2 separate regions of the Homo sapiens genome follow, and region 2 is linked to region 1. A link is a loop called in an ENCODE intact Hi-C map of the cell type or tissue named here. Cell type or tissue: IMR-90. All regions are shown on one strand.

The links. Peaks named below come from ENCODE experiments on the same cell type or tissue, not always from the same donor. Only the 100,000 strongest peaks of a DNase experiment are listed, where the experiment ranks them.
Region 2: a loop joins it to region 1, with 9 times the contacts of the local background. A loop is called at or near these places in 20 of 110 quality-filtered maps.

Annotation. Positions count from the first base shown.
Region 1 is chr15:81,271,236-81,279,235 of GRCh38, forward strand. IL16 (interleukin 16) reads left to right here. Exons shown (of 19, transcript NM_172217.5): 6 at 1,855-1,969; 7 at 7,582-7,655. Among named protein-coding and RNA genes, the nearest start is that of STARD5, 49 kb to the right of the region's middle. RefSeq lists enhancers at 3,833-4,127, 3,853-4,147. In IMR-90, a CTCF peak has its summit at 3,990 (motif pointing right); a DNase peak (open chromatin) is centred at 4,016; H3K27ac peaks cover 517 bases.
Region 2 is chr15:81,476,563-81,484,562 of GRCh38, forward strand. No RefSeq gene overlaps it. Among named protein-coding and RNA genes, the nearest start is that of TMC3, 110 kb to the left of the region's middle. In IMR-90, a CTCF peak has its summit at 4,191 (motif pointing right); a DNase peak (open chromatin) is centred at 4,209.

The DNA.
Region 1 (8,000 bases):
GTAAGACCCTGTCTCTACAAAAATAAATAAAATAAAATAAATTAAATAAAATAAAATAATAAAATAAATAAATAAATATATAAAATAATTAACCCGGTATGCTGGCACATGCCTGTAGTCCCAGCTGCCCAGGAGGCTGAGGTGGGAGGATTGCTTGAGTCCGGGAATTTGAGGCCACAGTGAGCTGTGATAGAGCCACTGCACTCCAGTCTGGGCAGCAGAGGGAGACGCTATCTCTAATGAATATCTCTGTGTGTATGTGTGTATATAGATATGGAGACGGGGGACCTGGGAGGTTGCAGGACTCGTCCAAGGTGACTTGGTTAGTGAGGAGCCGAACCAAGGCAATGACCCCAGGCTGTCTGACCCCTGGGCCTTGTTCTTAACCATGACGCCATCCTGAGTCCCCAGGATGGGTGAGACTTTGAGTCTAGAGCAGCCGTCTCAGCCAGGACAAGGCTAGGGGCCCGTGGAGGAGCCCTGAAGGGGCTCCTACCTCACCTTTTCCTAAGCCTGTGCTACTCCCGGACACCATTTGTCCTGCCCATCCTGGAACACACACCACCTTCACCAGAGGCTTAGAACAGCTGCTCATCCCCACGGCTCTCCCACTGACTCCCTACAGTGTCAAGAAGATGGAGGACAGCGTGTTGTCTCTGTGGCACGGGGTGATGCTCCTAATCAGCGCAGCGGCTCTGGCCTGAAGTAAACTGCCCATGAGCAATGGTTCTGTTACAGCAGTGGCCATCACTTTAAAGGGTCTGTCTAGGAGCCAAGCTACTGGCCACTGCCTGGCATGCTTGTACGTTGGACCCAAAAGCCTGGCCTCCAGGTGCATTTATGCCTTTATCCTGTAATACGTGCTTCTTGAGCACCTGCCTGAGGCCAGACACAGAAATAAGATGCATTTACTGTCTTCAGAGAGCTTATAGTCTAGAAAGCTGCTTATTAGACTCAAGCTATGCCCTCTAGGGCGGCATGGGGTGCCTTAGTCCTCAACAAAATTGAGCAAGTCACATGGATTTCCTTTGCTGCTTTTCAGGTCTGCCAGGCCATTCTGTGAACTCACTGGCCGATTTGCAGGGGAAGCTGTGCCCACCCTCCCTTCTCTTCCTGCTGTAGACCTCACTCAACCTTTCCCGGGACTTATTCCTGTTTGGCCTTCTCTACTGCCTTCTGGCTGCTCCCCAGCTGGAACTATCTGCTGAGCTATGAGTTTATTCTCCCAGAGCCACCTGTACAATTCCAGGATATGTTTGTTGGCTCATGGGAATCACCTAGGACAATGGCAGATAGAGCAGGTGCAGGAGGGAGAGCACGTGATTGGAGGGATGTCCTTGAGAAGGGGATTGAGAAGGCCTTTGGTGGGAGAAGGGCTACATTGTAAAGCTGCTACTATTATTACTATTGTTGGTATTTTTATGATTGTTGCTAGGCATTTTACTTTCAAACACAACCCTGTGAGTTAGGTAATATCATTATTATTTTAAAAGGAGGGAAACTGAGGTTCAGAAGCAGAAAGTGATTGGCCCAGGATTGCCAACTGGAGGGACAGAGCCAGGGTGCTGGTCTCCATCCAGCCTCCCTCTGTGTGGGAAACTTCAGATTCCCGCGAAAGCTCCAGACACTACCCAGCCCAGGCTGGCCTTCATGCCGCTGCTCTTCCTATTTTTGTTGTTGTTGTTGGTGTTGTTGTTGTTGTTGTTGTTAACCTCTGAGACCTCTGAGACCAAAGGCACCTTCTCTCCTTCCCAATCCCTTTGTTCAGGGCTGAGGCAGGCCCTCAGAAGGCATCAGGCCAATGAGAAGCATGGAATACTACCCCTAAATCAGACCTTCTCTTTTTTTCCCCAGGGTCTGGGCTTCAGCATCGTTGGGGGAAAAGACAGCATTTATGGCCCCATTGGGATTTACGTCAAAACCATTTTTGCAGGGGGAGCAGCAGCAGCCGATGGAAGGCTACAGGAAGGTAGGCTTCCCAGCCCTTTTCAGACCATGGTGGAGGAATCAGAAGCAGAATCCAGAATTGCTGGGGCCATAGAAGATGTTGGGAATGCAAAATGTGTCTTGAGTTGTCAGGATACGGCCAGCATGCATCCTGGGGTCTGCAAGCAATGGGGACACAGCTCCCCCGAGGGGGTCTTCATTATGACTGGCAGGTTGGTTGTGCATGTTTGCACATTTAGCCCCTGGCACCGTTACCCCTTAGCTGGTCTTGGGGCCAGCCTGGGTGGGACTGAAGTCTGAGGGGTCTGTTTCTGACCCTTCCCTCCTCTCACCCATTCTCTCGGCTGTCTTTCCCTTTCCATCCAAGATCCTGTCTCAGTTGCTGGGATCCGTTAACACCCCCTCTCCTTCATTCTCCCTGTCCTTCCTAACCCACAACCATAGGGAAACCAGGTTCAATGCTTCCAACCCTTGTAACGGATGAGTCTGATAAACATTTGCTAGGAGCCTACTGAATCCTAGGGTCTAGGAATACAGATAGAAACAATCAGGCATGATTCCTGAAGAGCTCATGATCTGCCACAGGGACCCTCTCTTCCACTCCCCACCCACCTTTCTTCCATCAACCCACCCCCTCTCAACTCTTTCATATCCTCACAAGACAGAAGCCTCATCCATCCTGGGAGTGAGGGGCCAGGGAAACAGAGCTGCCTGTCTTCTTGTCCTGTAGAGTCAGGGTTCCCCCCACCCCCACCTCCACCCTAAAGTCATTCATGGATTATTGAGCAACAGGTTTGGCCCAAAGAAATTGCCAGGTTTCAACTCAGGAGGCAAAGTTCAGGGGCTGGAAGTCACAGGGCAGAGAGTACCCACTGCAGGCCAAGGACTGGGCCATACACCAGAGGTCTGAAGAGAAGTGACTTCATAGCATTTTCACTCTTCTCTGTCAGCTCGCTTTCTATAAGCTATGCTGGGAGCCTAACCACCTTTAATCATCTAACTTGCTTAGGGCAGGGTAGGCACACTACAGTCTGTGGGCCAAATCTGGCCCACCGCCTGTTTTCAATGTCTCATGAACAAAGAAAGGTTATTACATTTCTAAATGGTTGAAAATTTAAAAGTGTTTTTGATTATTTTATGATATGTGGAAATGAAATGAAATCCAAATTTTAGTATCCATAAAAAAGCCTTCTGGGGACTCGAGCACGCTCATCCACGTACCTGTCATCCAGGGCTGCTTTCATCTCAGCAGGGTGCCCCCATCTCAGCCTCACAAAGTGCTGGGATTAGAGGTGTGAGCCACAGTGCCCAGCTAGAAAAAGAAACCAGAGAAAAAGGATGGATCATATACAATGGAACCATGATTAGGTGACAGCAGATTCATCAGTAACGACCAGGTCCAGAAGTCAGTGTAAACATAGTATTTATATCTGAGTTGCTTGGTGTAATGTTGAATTCAGAGAAAGTGCTCCCTGTTTGTGTATTGAACAAATTGAAAGAAAGGGAGAAAGTGGTTTTCTGTTCACATAGAAATGGATTTTATGTTACAGCATAGTGTGGAGTGGTTGCAGCTCACAAAGGTTAAAACTTTTACCATCTGGGTCTTTACAGAAAAAGTTTATCAACCCGAGCACTATGCAGAATTACACATACAGATTTTAGGGTGTGGGCAATGGCGAGCCTTTGAAGGTTTTTATACTATGGGAGGGACCTGCTGTGACCAGGGTTTTCAGAGGCTTCAGGAAGCAGAGTGTAGGATGAAGTGGGCCATTGTGAGCCCCAGGCTCCAGCTCCAAGGACTGCACAGAGGCGGTAACCCTGGGAGGAGAAGGGAGCAGATGAGAGAAGTGACAGAGCCTGAGCAGAGGTCGCAAAGGGCGGGGCGGGTCAGAGAGAACTGGAAGGTTTCTGGTCTTAGTAAACTAGAGAAAGACATTGCCTTATATAGAGTAAGAGGCACTGGAGGAGGAGGAGGAAAAGGAAGGCAAACCAGGATGTGTAGGTTTGAGTGGCAGAAGGGAGAGCGATGTCCCTGGATGACCACGAGATGGCGCTGTCCAGCAGGGAAATGACATCCGTTCTCTCTCCGTTCAGGGAGTTAGAAGTGAATGCAGACATTTGGGGAGCATGGACATTAGAAAAACAGCTGAAGTTACCAAGCAGTTGACGGGGGAGGAGGGGGGGGAGGGGAGGGGAGGGGAGGGGAGGGGAGGGGAGGGCCCAGATGCCGTTCTAGGGGAATAGCTAAATCAAGAGGGTGGTGGAGAGGAAATGTCAAAGAGAGGAAAAAAGAACAGTGGGATCAGAATTGGGAGTGTGCCATCATGTGTTTTATTATCTTTTGTACTTTTCTGTGTTTAAACAAAGGGGTGGGGGAAGGGTTGAAGTGGCAAGAAAAGAGAATATTGTGTTTTGTTCTCTTTCCTGAATGTAAGCCTGCCCAAGCCAAACTTTTTATTTTTTCTGAGCATTTGCCTCCCTTAATTAACAGCAATCATAAAAATTGAAGATTTCAATGAGTCAAGACTCTCAGCTAGTATATGATCCCTGATTCTAGCCTCAAACATTGACCAAATCATCTTTTGTAACTTCTTTTAAAAGTAAATATTTGAATCTTGAATTCAGGGCAAATACATTAGTTGCAACAAAAGTTTGGTGTACAGATCAAGGCTACTAATGTTTTACTTTTATTCCCCTTCCAAGAAACTATTGTGTAAGATTTATTTGGCAAAACCTAATCAGCCAGCTTTTACCAGATATAGCCAAATAAGGACAGGACATTCCAAAAAGCCCAGAGCTGGGCTGTGTGGCCCCAGTAAGATGGACATTCTAATAACTTAAAGAGAAGTCTAGCCCCTTAGGTAATTAAGAATGGACATTCTGAATTTTTGTTGTCTATCCTTCTTTCAGCACACATGTAATTATATTCTGATGTTTTAAATGTATCTATTTTCCTTCCCAGACTTGGAGTCTCACAATGACAAGGACTGGTTCCTTTTATTTTTCACTTTGGCTCCAGCAACCTAACAGACGGAACTGATCTGAATACTCTCCCCACCCTGCCTCCAGCCCCTGTTTCCAATACGTAGACTTGTGAAATAATATAGCACATCCAAAATCAAAATAAAGACGTGGAAATGCCCAGCTGCTAAGAAACAAAGAAACAACTTTAAATCTAAGAATGGCAGACTCAGGGGTTGATGATGTGGCGGGGAGGGCTGCTGGATGCTTATAGACCTTAAGGGCTGGAACTCAGATTTGAATGCCCACATGGGCAGAGGGGACAGAGCCTTGGGTCCATGTGAGGCTCTGAGAACCTGCACACAGCCTTGATAATGAAAGAGTTTCCCCTCAGTAAAGCCAACAGGCCCCAGGGGAGCAACAAGGAAACTTAACTTTACCCATGGCTCCTCAGTTGGCCAAAAACATCTCTCACCAAAAAGTGAATATCAAAATTGTGTCATATATGGGCATGCAGGTTACATTTATAGTTCCTGTAAAGCAAAGGTAATGCCAAGGTAAGAAATTAATATGAAAACTAGTCCCAAACCAGTGAAAACCTTGGGGTGCCAAATGGAAATAAAGGAAAAACTGGCAGTGACCTGGGGTGTATGGGAATCCCATAGAAAAACAGAATATCCTGAAAATGAGTTTATAAAGATTACATACTATACTACATCAGGAAATGTCCACTGTTGAGGAGAGTCAGCAGAAATAACAAAGAGGAGCGTTAGCCCTTAACAACTTAACAGAACAATCTAAAAGAGACTATAGAATTGCTATGTTTAAAATCATTTTAAAAAGATAAAAAAAGGAATATAAACTGTAAGACAAGACCGGAAACAGTAAAAAAAAAAATAAGTGGAAGTGAAAAAAATAACTTTTGGAAATGAGCAAAAAAAGCAGTCATTGAAATAAAAAACTCAATGGATGGCTTAAACAGAAGATTAGATGCAGCTGTAAGGAGAATTAGTGAACTGGAAATTATCCAGTAGGCCACGCAGATCAAAGAAGAAAAAGATGAGCACTAAAGAAATATGGAGAATAGGTTGAAAGGGTCCAAAATACATTTAATAGGAATTTTAGAAAGAATAGAGTGAAAAGGGAGAGATAGTATGCAAAAAGATAGTGGCTTATAATTTTCAAGAACTGACTTAAGGCATGATATTTCTGCTTGAGGAAACACAAAATGTTTCCTTTCTCTCTAGTGCATCATAGTAAAACTGCAGAATATCAAAGACAAAGGAAAAAGAAATCTTTTCTTTCCTTTTTTTTTTTTTGAGACAGGATCTCATCCTGTAGCCCAGGCTGGAGTGCAGTGGTTCAATCACAGCTCACTGCAGCCTTGATCTCCCAGGTTCAAGTGATCCCCCACCTCAGCCTCTGAAGTAGTTGGGACTACAGGTGCATGCCACTACATCCAGCTAATATTTGTACGTTTTGTAGAAACAGGGTTTCGCCATGTTGCCCAGGGTGCCCCCATCTCAGCCTCACAAAGCGCTGGGATTAGAGGTGTGAGCCACAGTGCCCAGCTAGAAAAAGAAACCTTAAAAGAAACCAGAGAAAAAGGATGGATCATATACAATGGAACCATGATTAGGCGACAGCAGATTCATCAGTAACGACCAGGTCCAGAAGTCAGTGTAAACATAGTATTTATATCTGAGTTGCTTGGTGCAATGTTGAATTCAGAGAAAGTGCTCCCTGTTTGTGTATTGAACAAATTGAAAGAAAGGGAGAAAGTGGTTTTCTGTTCACATAGAAATGGATTTTTGGTTACAGGAAGAATGATTCTCCTACAAGTATACTGTTGTGAAAAAAGGACTTGCAGTCAAAAGATCCAAGTCCTATTTATTTATTTATTTATTTATTTATTTATTTATTTATTTTTACCATATGACTTCGGACTTCTCTGAGTTCACTTTTCTCTATTGTAAAATGGGGTCTACATTGCATTCTGGAAAATCGTATCCAAACCACATCCACTGAGCAATCTGTAGACCTCATTCAGCATTGGTCCTGGGGATATATCATCTAATAAGACAAAATCCCTGTCCCCAACAAGCTGCCAGCCTGGCCAGGGAGTGACTGAGGGTGCAGGCCATTGATCACCACCCAGGGTGACAAGTGCAGTAGGTACAGTGTGACATGAACATAGAAAGGAGCTAAAGGTAGCAGGGGCCTAAAGATTAAGAAGGGATAGGAGGAGAAAGTGGAAGTATATTTTATTTGAGAAAATGGCATGGACAAGCATTTAACTGCACAGACCATTGTGGAAAATGCAGGTCGTGTTGCATCAGAAAATGATGCATGGGAGCAAATGGTGTGAGGGTCAGGGAGACAAGGAGGAAGGAGGTGAAGCAAAGAGGTGGGCAAGGACCATATCCAGCCAGGACTTGTGTGCCTGGCTAAGAACCCTGGGTTTCACCCTGGAAGAGAGTGGGTGCCAGAGAAGGCCCATGTTGCTGCCCTGCCTGCTTCGCAAGGGGAGAGCACAAAATGAGAAAATGTTCTTCCAGAGCTTCGTGCATCATACAAAAAGCCGGGCAGTTGGGGAGACTAGAGTTAAAGGTAATGATAATGCCCTTTGATTGGGCAACACTCTTCTTAGCTACACTTTCTCTCTCTAAACAGGTGATGAAATTCTGGAGCTCAATGGTGAATCAATGGCTGGACTAACACATCAGGATGCTTTGCAGAAGTTCAAGGTGACCATTTCTTATCAACACGTGACCAAACTCTGGGGCCTTCAGGCAAAGAAACCAAGCTCTCAGCATCCAAACCTACAAATTCAAACTGTGGAACCCTTCACATGAGGCACCTCACTGATGCTGATCTTGGCGCAGGGTTAAAAGAAGACCTGACTCAGAAAATAATAGTGTGATCGGGATTGTTGTGGGGGATTTTAAAACTCTTTAATATTTATAAAATTGTTTTAAAACACTCTGTGTATTTATCATGGTATATTTACAAATCTGTTTTAAGTTTTTAAGATAATTGCTAAATGATATTCCTAAGTCTCCATCTAGTTAGTTCAATTCATGACTCTATCC
Region 2 (8,000 bases), 210 kb after region 1:
TCATATTAGAAGCATAAAAAATCTTGAAACAATATTGACAGAAAATAGGCAGGTCATATATTTTTATGCTCACATATATGTTAACATTTACTGTCAATATTGTTTATATATATATATATATATATATATATATATGAACATTTACTGAGGAGTGGGAAAATCAGAATAAATGGAAATTTTGCTTGAGAAGATAATTTAATGTTCTCAGTCCATCCCAAGTATATCTATAATTTGAACACAGCTTTAAAATTTTTAAATGACTTGTTTTGGAAATTGAAAATAAAGAAAAACAAAACTTTATCTCAAAGAAAAATGATTGAAAATAGTACAAAAGGAAGAGTAATAAATTTGAGTTACAAATAGAAATAGAAGATGAAGTTAAAATAATTTAACCACTATGAAACCAGCACAGAAATAGATAGAATTAAAATCCAGAAAATAGACAAGCACATAATGTAAACCTAGCAGATGAAAAAGGTGTGAGTTCAAATTCCTGAGAAAGAATAAAGATTATTTAGTAAATGCCATTGAATCAATTGGCTTAAACATTTGGGGGAAAAAAGAACATAGAATCTAGCTTATGTGTTATACCAAATTAGATAGTAAATATGCTAAGATTTAACTTTCAAAAATAAAAGTATGAAAGTAGTAGATGAAAATACAGGCTAATTAGGAAAGGTCTATTTATGAATGACATCAAAGGCAGAAATCACAAAGAAAAGTGGTTTAGATTAATTGAACCAAAAATTATTTTGTTATCAAAGCCATCATGAAAAGAATTTAGAGAGAAATAAACTGGCTAAGAGGTTATTGTCTTTAACATGTAAAGGGCTCTTTCAAATCAATAAAAATATAAAAACACAATGGACAAATCGGTAAAGACTTTAAAGAGAAGTTTCTCCAAAGATGAATTCAAATAAACATATAAATATTTGACCTGAACAAAAATTATGGAAACTAAAATATGAAAAATAACATTTGCCCATATCACATGGAAAATAATGTGAATGCCTTCATGGCACTAGGAGAAATGGGCAATCTTATTCACTTTTAGAAGAAATGCAAATAACTCTACACTGTCTGAAACTCAGGTTTTTCAGTGTATCTCAAAAGTCTTAAACGTGTGCATTTTCTTTGATCTAGCAATTCTGCTTCTAGGAAGCTTTCCCAAGGAAATAATTAGGTCAAAAATTAACCGTAAGGCTCTGCTACACAAAGTCTTTCATGCATTGTGAGGGGACAGTAACTGAAAAGCAGAGCAAATTGTTCAATCATAGCAGGTTTGTTAAGTAATTTGTAGTCATTCAATTTATTAAATTATACTTCAGTAAAATAAATTATATAGCAGTCTGTAGAAGATCTCTTCTCATTTAGCAACATTCAGTAGATGTATAACTATTTTAGATTAATGGATATAACTCTAGAAGGGTACGTAGCACAATACCAACACCCAACTTTTTTGTGGTATTAATACTACCTGCTCCTAACCCTACAAAGTAATCCTGATTGTAAGGATTGTAAGCTCAAACGTTAACTCCACTGAGTGGCCTTCGGTGAGTACCGCAGACAAAACTATCTTCTAGCCAAGGACATTCCCGGTCCCAGGCCCAACACAGTTTTTTAATTGCCATTTTTTTTAAGCTTCTTCACAGCATTTACCAATGTGTGGCATTACATAAATGCATTCGCTTGTTAATGTATTTCTATTACCTGCCTGATCCCCTTTCAAGATCAGCTCCATGAGGGCAGGGACTGTCTATCTTGTTTCTACTGTTCCCAACAATAGGACCCAGCAAAGAGCTAGATATTGAGTAGATGTTTGTTCAATTAAGTATGCTTTCTTACTGAATTGTAAGAGTTTTTATATATGAAGGATAATAAACTTCTGTCATCTACAGCAGAGGTTGAAAACTTTTTCTGTAATTGGCTACATTGTAAATACTTTAGGTACTAAAGTACTTGCAAATCACAGCGACTCAGCACTGCCTTTCTAGTGTGAAAGCAGCATAGACAATACACAAATGAATGGGTGTGGCTGTGTTGCAGTAAAACTTTATTTTAAAAACAGGAGGCCGCAGGATTTGACCCTTGCTAACCCCTATTCTGCACTGTGAATATATTTCCATTTTATTGTGGGCCATTTAATTTTTGTTTTTATGTACAGAAATTTTTAATTTTTATGTAGTCATTAGTATTCAACATTTTCTTTAGTTTTGTTTTATTTAAAACTTTTCTTAGAAAGTCTCTCCCCATCCCAAATAAGATAAGTATGCTCTGGATCACTAAATGTACCTGATTCAAATATATGAAATTCTCATCCTTTGGCCTTTTATTTTATCCTCTGAGACACAAATTCCACGTATTTTGTTTCCTGTGAAAATAACTGTATCTGTGCATAAAGCTTTTCCCACAATGATGTTCATCACAAGGCTTATTGTAATAGGTACTTTTTGCAATAATCTTAGTGTCTATTAATTGAGAATTAGATGTATTATCAATATAAATGAAAACAAATGATATAAACTAATGAAAATGATTTTAAATTGAATTAAATATTGACCAGAAAATGTGTCCACAATATCCTAAGCAAACGAAAGCAGAATACAAATAGACCTACAGTATGATCCATTTAAAACAATATTGGCACTTATTTGATGTTCAATAAATTTTCGTTGAATGAGTGACTGAATGAATGAGAGAATAGATAGAGCAAAAAATAAGAGTATTCTTTCTGAGAAAATAGCAGCACACCTAAAATGCCAGATCCAAAACAACCAAACAAAAAGTAAATAAAACATTCTTTTCTAAGCATAGCATGGCTTACAGGAAAATAAGGAAGTATTTTCTGCTCCAGAAGCTGCATAAAAATGGGACTGCATTTGAATAAGCATCTACCGGAGCTGACATCTGCCCCGGCAGTGTCTGGTAACCTACAATTTCCAGAACTGCATTAAGAGATATGGGGCCGGGGGAGGGAAGGGGACAACCACAAATCAAAAGTGGGTAAAAAGTGGAAAAACAGGCCAGGTGCGGTGGCTCACACCTGTAATCCCAACACTTTGGGAGGCCGAGGCTGGCGGATCACCTAAGGTCAGGAGTTCGAGACCAGCCTGGACAACATGGTAAAACCCCATCTCTACTAAAAATACAAAAATTAGCTGGGTATGGTGGCATGTGCCTGTAATCCCAACTATTCGGGAGGCTGAGGCAGGAGCATCCCTTGGACCCAGAAGGTGGAGATTGCAGTGAGCTGAGATCACGCCACTGCACTGCAGCCTGGGAGACAGAGCAAGACTCCATCTCAAAAAAAAAAAAAAAAAGAAAAAAAAAAGTGGAAAAACAGTAGAAATATGAGGCAAAATAAAACGGTAGAAATTAACACAAATGTGTCAGTAAATGGACTGAATTCATCAGTAAAATAAACAAAGATTGTTAGTCTCAGTAAAAGAGAACCAAATGAATGCTGCAGTCCCTGTATACCTGAAGGCCTGAGAAGTCTTCACAACTGGGTTAGGGAAGCGAGAGAGAGACGGAAGGTGTTCTGAGGGCTACCCTGCTCTCCACTTTTTTGAATGTGATAAGAAATAAATTTAAAAAGCAAAAGAAAATGTATAAGGTAACTGAGTGCTGACTTTTCTTCTTTTTTTTTGCTTCAGATGACAGTAACAGTATCCCCAAATTTTAAACACTAAAGAACAGTTGTTTTCACAAGTTAAATCTTTTAGGTAATTATATATATATTTTCTTGCTATGATTCGCCTTTCAAAATTAGTTGTGCATGTAAAGAATAAAGCAAAAACCACAATGAACCCACTAATAGATTTTGTACTTAAACTACTTATCAGAAAAAACAAAAACCCTGAAAAATCGTCAAAGGCCTAATTCTGAATATAACAAAACAAAGGATAGTGGCTTTTTCTAAGAGTGTTTTTCTCCCAAGAAATGCATAGTTTTCTGAGAAAATATTTTCATTGATTGTGACCAGAGATGTTACAAATTACAGGGTGGAAATTGAGGTTTAGTTCTAAGCTTTCCACTTAGCCTGTGACTTTGGGACAGTCACTTTTTGTATCTGGGCCTCAATTTCCTCAACGATGAGACAAGCAGTTTGGACAGAATTCCAATATCCCTTCCACATATTAAACTGTGTAGTTTGAGATTATGCGGTGCATTATTATAAATCCCCACTAGGGGGCAGTATTTGCATAGTCATGTCCATCAAAAAGCAGAACTGGGCGTGCAAAATTAACTTAGAACTCATTCTCTCATCTTTGCTAGAAGACAACACTGTAAGCAGGTGGAGACCATAGCCCTGCATGAAGTACTGGGGCCTCTGTGCCAACCCACAGTTCCACTAGGAGGTAACAGCCACCCCACCCCATCCCCAAGAGCCCAGAGAGAGGCGGGACTTCTGATGTCAGCTTTGACTTTCGCAGGGGCTTCCGGAGTGTCTGCATTGTTCTCATTACTGAAAGCGTTCTGGTTGCAGCTTGATGTCTTTGGTGAGGATAGAGTATATTTTGCTTCATTTACTAATTCTCGTTTTCTTCTCCTGTCCCTTCAATATGGATAGATAAATCTGCACAACTTTTACCTCTGGAATTGACGAGTTACCTTCATTTGTGGTTTGCAAAAAGATGCCTGGAAGGATACTGTGTACCAGCACCATGGGATACTTGACAACCCCAGTCAATGGGGATCCATCCTAGGCCAAATGCTGTCCATTCAAGTGGTTCTGGAATCTCAGGGCACACTACAAACCAAACCCAAACCAAATCTCCAGGGCAGACCAGGGATCCAGAGATTGGAGAGATGTGGATTTACATGGTGGTGGCAAATAAAAGAAAGTGAGAACAAGCTTACATTTGCCCAAGATAGCATTTAACCGTACCCTCCCTAACCCAAACCTCCCACCTCTTTCTACCAAAAATATCGCTAAGGCGGCTGAGAAGCTGTCAAACACCCTCTGTGCCTCGCCTCCCTGGTAGGGCTGCTAGTGACAGAGGCATCCGCCAAGACAGGTCATTGAATATTTATTGGTTCTCCTGCACTGGGAGGAGCTGCTGCAGAGTATAAAGATCCATGAGACGAGTTTCTGCCCTCCAGGAGTTTTCAGGAAGGAAACAAACCCAGGATACAAATATTGTTAAATAAAGACAGAGCACGCCAGGGACCCTAGGAGAGAAAAGGCCGAGAGCTGTGGGCAGAGACTAGTGGTGACTGAGAAGGCATCCCGTGGGCCTTCCTTGACATGGGTGGCCTGGAAGGGAGGAGATCTGGACAGAGGTGAGGGCAGGGCAATGACAGGTGATGGGGACAGAATAACTGAACACACTGGGGTAGGATGAGTGGGGCATATTTGGTAAAAAGGAAAGATACAAGGAGGCTGAAGTAAGAGCAAGAGTGGACAGTGAAAGAAGGAAGGCAGGGAGGGGAGGAGAGGAGCTCCCTGCCCGAGCCAGCCCTGTCTGGGTATTCTTTGGGCTTTACTCAGCTTATCAGAGACCTAAGTTCCAATGTTACAAAGCATGTGGGCAGATGGGCATTCTCCTTTACTATCTGTGAATGTGTAAATCATCATACTCTTTTTTCTGCATAGTTTGGCCCTGTGATCTCACAATCCCACGTCAAGCAATTTCCCTTTAGCAGATAAGCACCCAGATGTAAGAAGCATATAGGAAAAGCTAGTTTTCATAGAAGTATTTTATTTTATTTATTTATTTTTGGGGTAGAATCTCTCTCTGTTGCCCAGGCTGAAGGGCAGTGGTGCAAACATGACTCATTGCAGCCTCGACCTCCCAGGATCAAACAATCCTTCTGCCTCAGCCTTCCATGTAGCTGGAACCACAGGTGCACACCACGATGCCCAGTTATTATTTTTTTGTAGAGATGAGAGCTTCACTTTGTTGCCCAGACTGGCTTCGAACTCCTGGGCTCTAGCAATCCTCCTGCCTCAGCCTCCCAAAGTGCTGGGATTACAGATGTGAGCCACTGCACCCAGCCCGAACTATGTTTAATAGTTAAAAATTAGAAATAATCTATGTGTCCTTCAAAATGGAACTCAAATATATAATGGTATTTGGGAGCCATTTAATAAAAAAAAATCATCTTGTGATCAGGGGTGTTCATGACATGTGGTTCAATGCACTAGGCTACTTATAGAACAGCTGTATATAGTGATGCCTTCTCAAAGTTGTCCACATGTAAGTGTGAATGAGAATATGCACCGATATAGAGTTATCTGAAAGAATGCTCAACAAAATGTGTACAGATGTGCGTGATGTTATGACATGATATGTGTGTCATGATGTGTATGATTTTGTGTATTATCTTAATTCTTGACCCCAAAGGTGCCATCTTTACAGAAACTCTTGGGCAGTGTTCTTGGGAGGAACAGAACCAATAGGACGTACGTACATAAAAATCTCCCTCTTTCTACATATATATCTATAGATAGATAGGTAGAGAGAGATTCATTTTAAGGAATTACCTTACATGATTTTGAAGGTGCAAGTCTAAAAATCTGCAAGGTAGGCAGGCAGGCTGGAGACCCAGGCAAAAGTTGCAGTCCAAGTGCAAAAGCCATCTGCTGTGAGAATTCCTTCTTGCTGCAGGGAGGTCAGTCTTTATTCAGGCCTTCAACTACCTTGATGAGGCCCAGCCGCATTTGGAGGGCAATCTGCTTCATTCAAAGTGCACCCGTTTAAATGTAAATCTCATTCCCAAACTCCTTCACAGAAACATCCAGAATCATGTTTGACTAAATAATCTGGGCACCATGGCCCAGCCAAGTTGACACATAAATGTAGCCATCACAAGCAGTGCCCAAGATGTTAGGACTGGTTGTTAGTCCCCAGAGACTTCCAGAAAAAGTCATTTCAGCAGCTTCTCAGGAGATGTGGTGCAGGGGATGATGGGGTATGTGTGATAGCTCCGGGCAGGCGCTACAGGGTTTTGTTTTAGTTGGCTGGCTAGAGAAAGCTGGACTCCTGTATAGAGTTACTGACTTGAAGAAGAATCTATAAAGAACAAAGAGATATTTGAGTTCTTTTCCTACATTAGGCAAAATTGAAACTTTCATGCACAATGGCAGACCTGACCAAAAAACAAACAAAAACCAAACATTCAAGTCTCTTACTGTGTGTGGTCTGTTCCCATGCCCCCAATATGGTGTCTTTGCCTACTCACCCTCTTAGATACTCTTACATTTCTTTGCCTGTGACTCACACCTTGCTAGAAACAATGTTGGTTATTGGCGTCAAAGGTACAACCTGCAAAAAAGCAGCCTATGCTTAAAATATAATTCTCTGTTTTCTCCATATTTTCCTCACACTTCTCAGGACTTGATGCAGGAAAATCAAGACATCACTGCTAGTTCAGGTGAGATTAATTCAGTGTGGGTCATTACAGTCAAATTGATAAAACTGCTCTGCTCACCCTCCATAGAAAAAAGTCCATAGCTCTCCACTCCAGTGTGGCCAGTATCATTCCTCAGCCACATTCTAAAGAGGGCCAAGGAGTTTAGCCTCATAACATCTGTGGCCTTGTGCATGGCTCCTGAGCATGCGGCAGCAGGAAGGTGGCCGGAGCTGGGTCATCGTGGCTCTCCAAAGGCTCCTCCTGCACTGGGAGCCATAGTGTCAAGCCTCCCTCACACACTGGCAAGCAGCCCTTTCCTCCTCTCCCTACTGTCCATCATGGCCTGGCGATGTGTGTTGGCAAAAGCAAAGGCCTGGGAAAGAGAGCCATCTGCCAGCTCAGCCTCAGCAAGCCCTTCCTTCAAGCCTTCCCATCAGAAGCCAGATTCCTTTCCTGGGAGCAATTAGTCCTAACGACAAATGACAGAGGTTCTAAAACTGCGATTCAAGTGAGATTTGCAGAAGAAATGATAAATAAACCCAGAAGTTATCAAATTATAGCAGCAGGATTTATTCACTTGTATTAGAAGCTGAAAGCACAATGTAAGGGCTTGTGTTCCCTTTGGCACAAGTCTTCTCGTG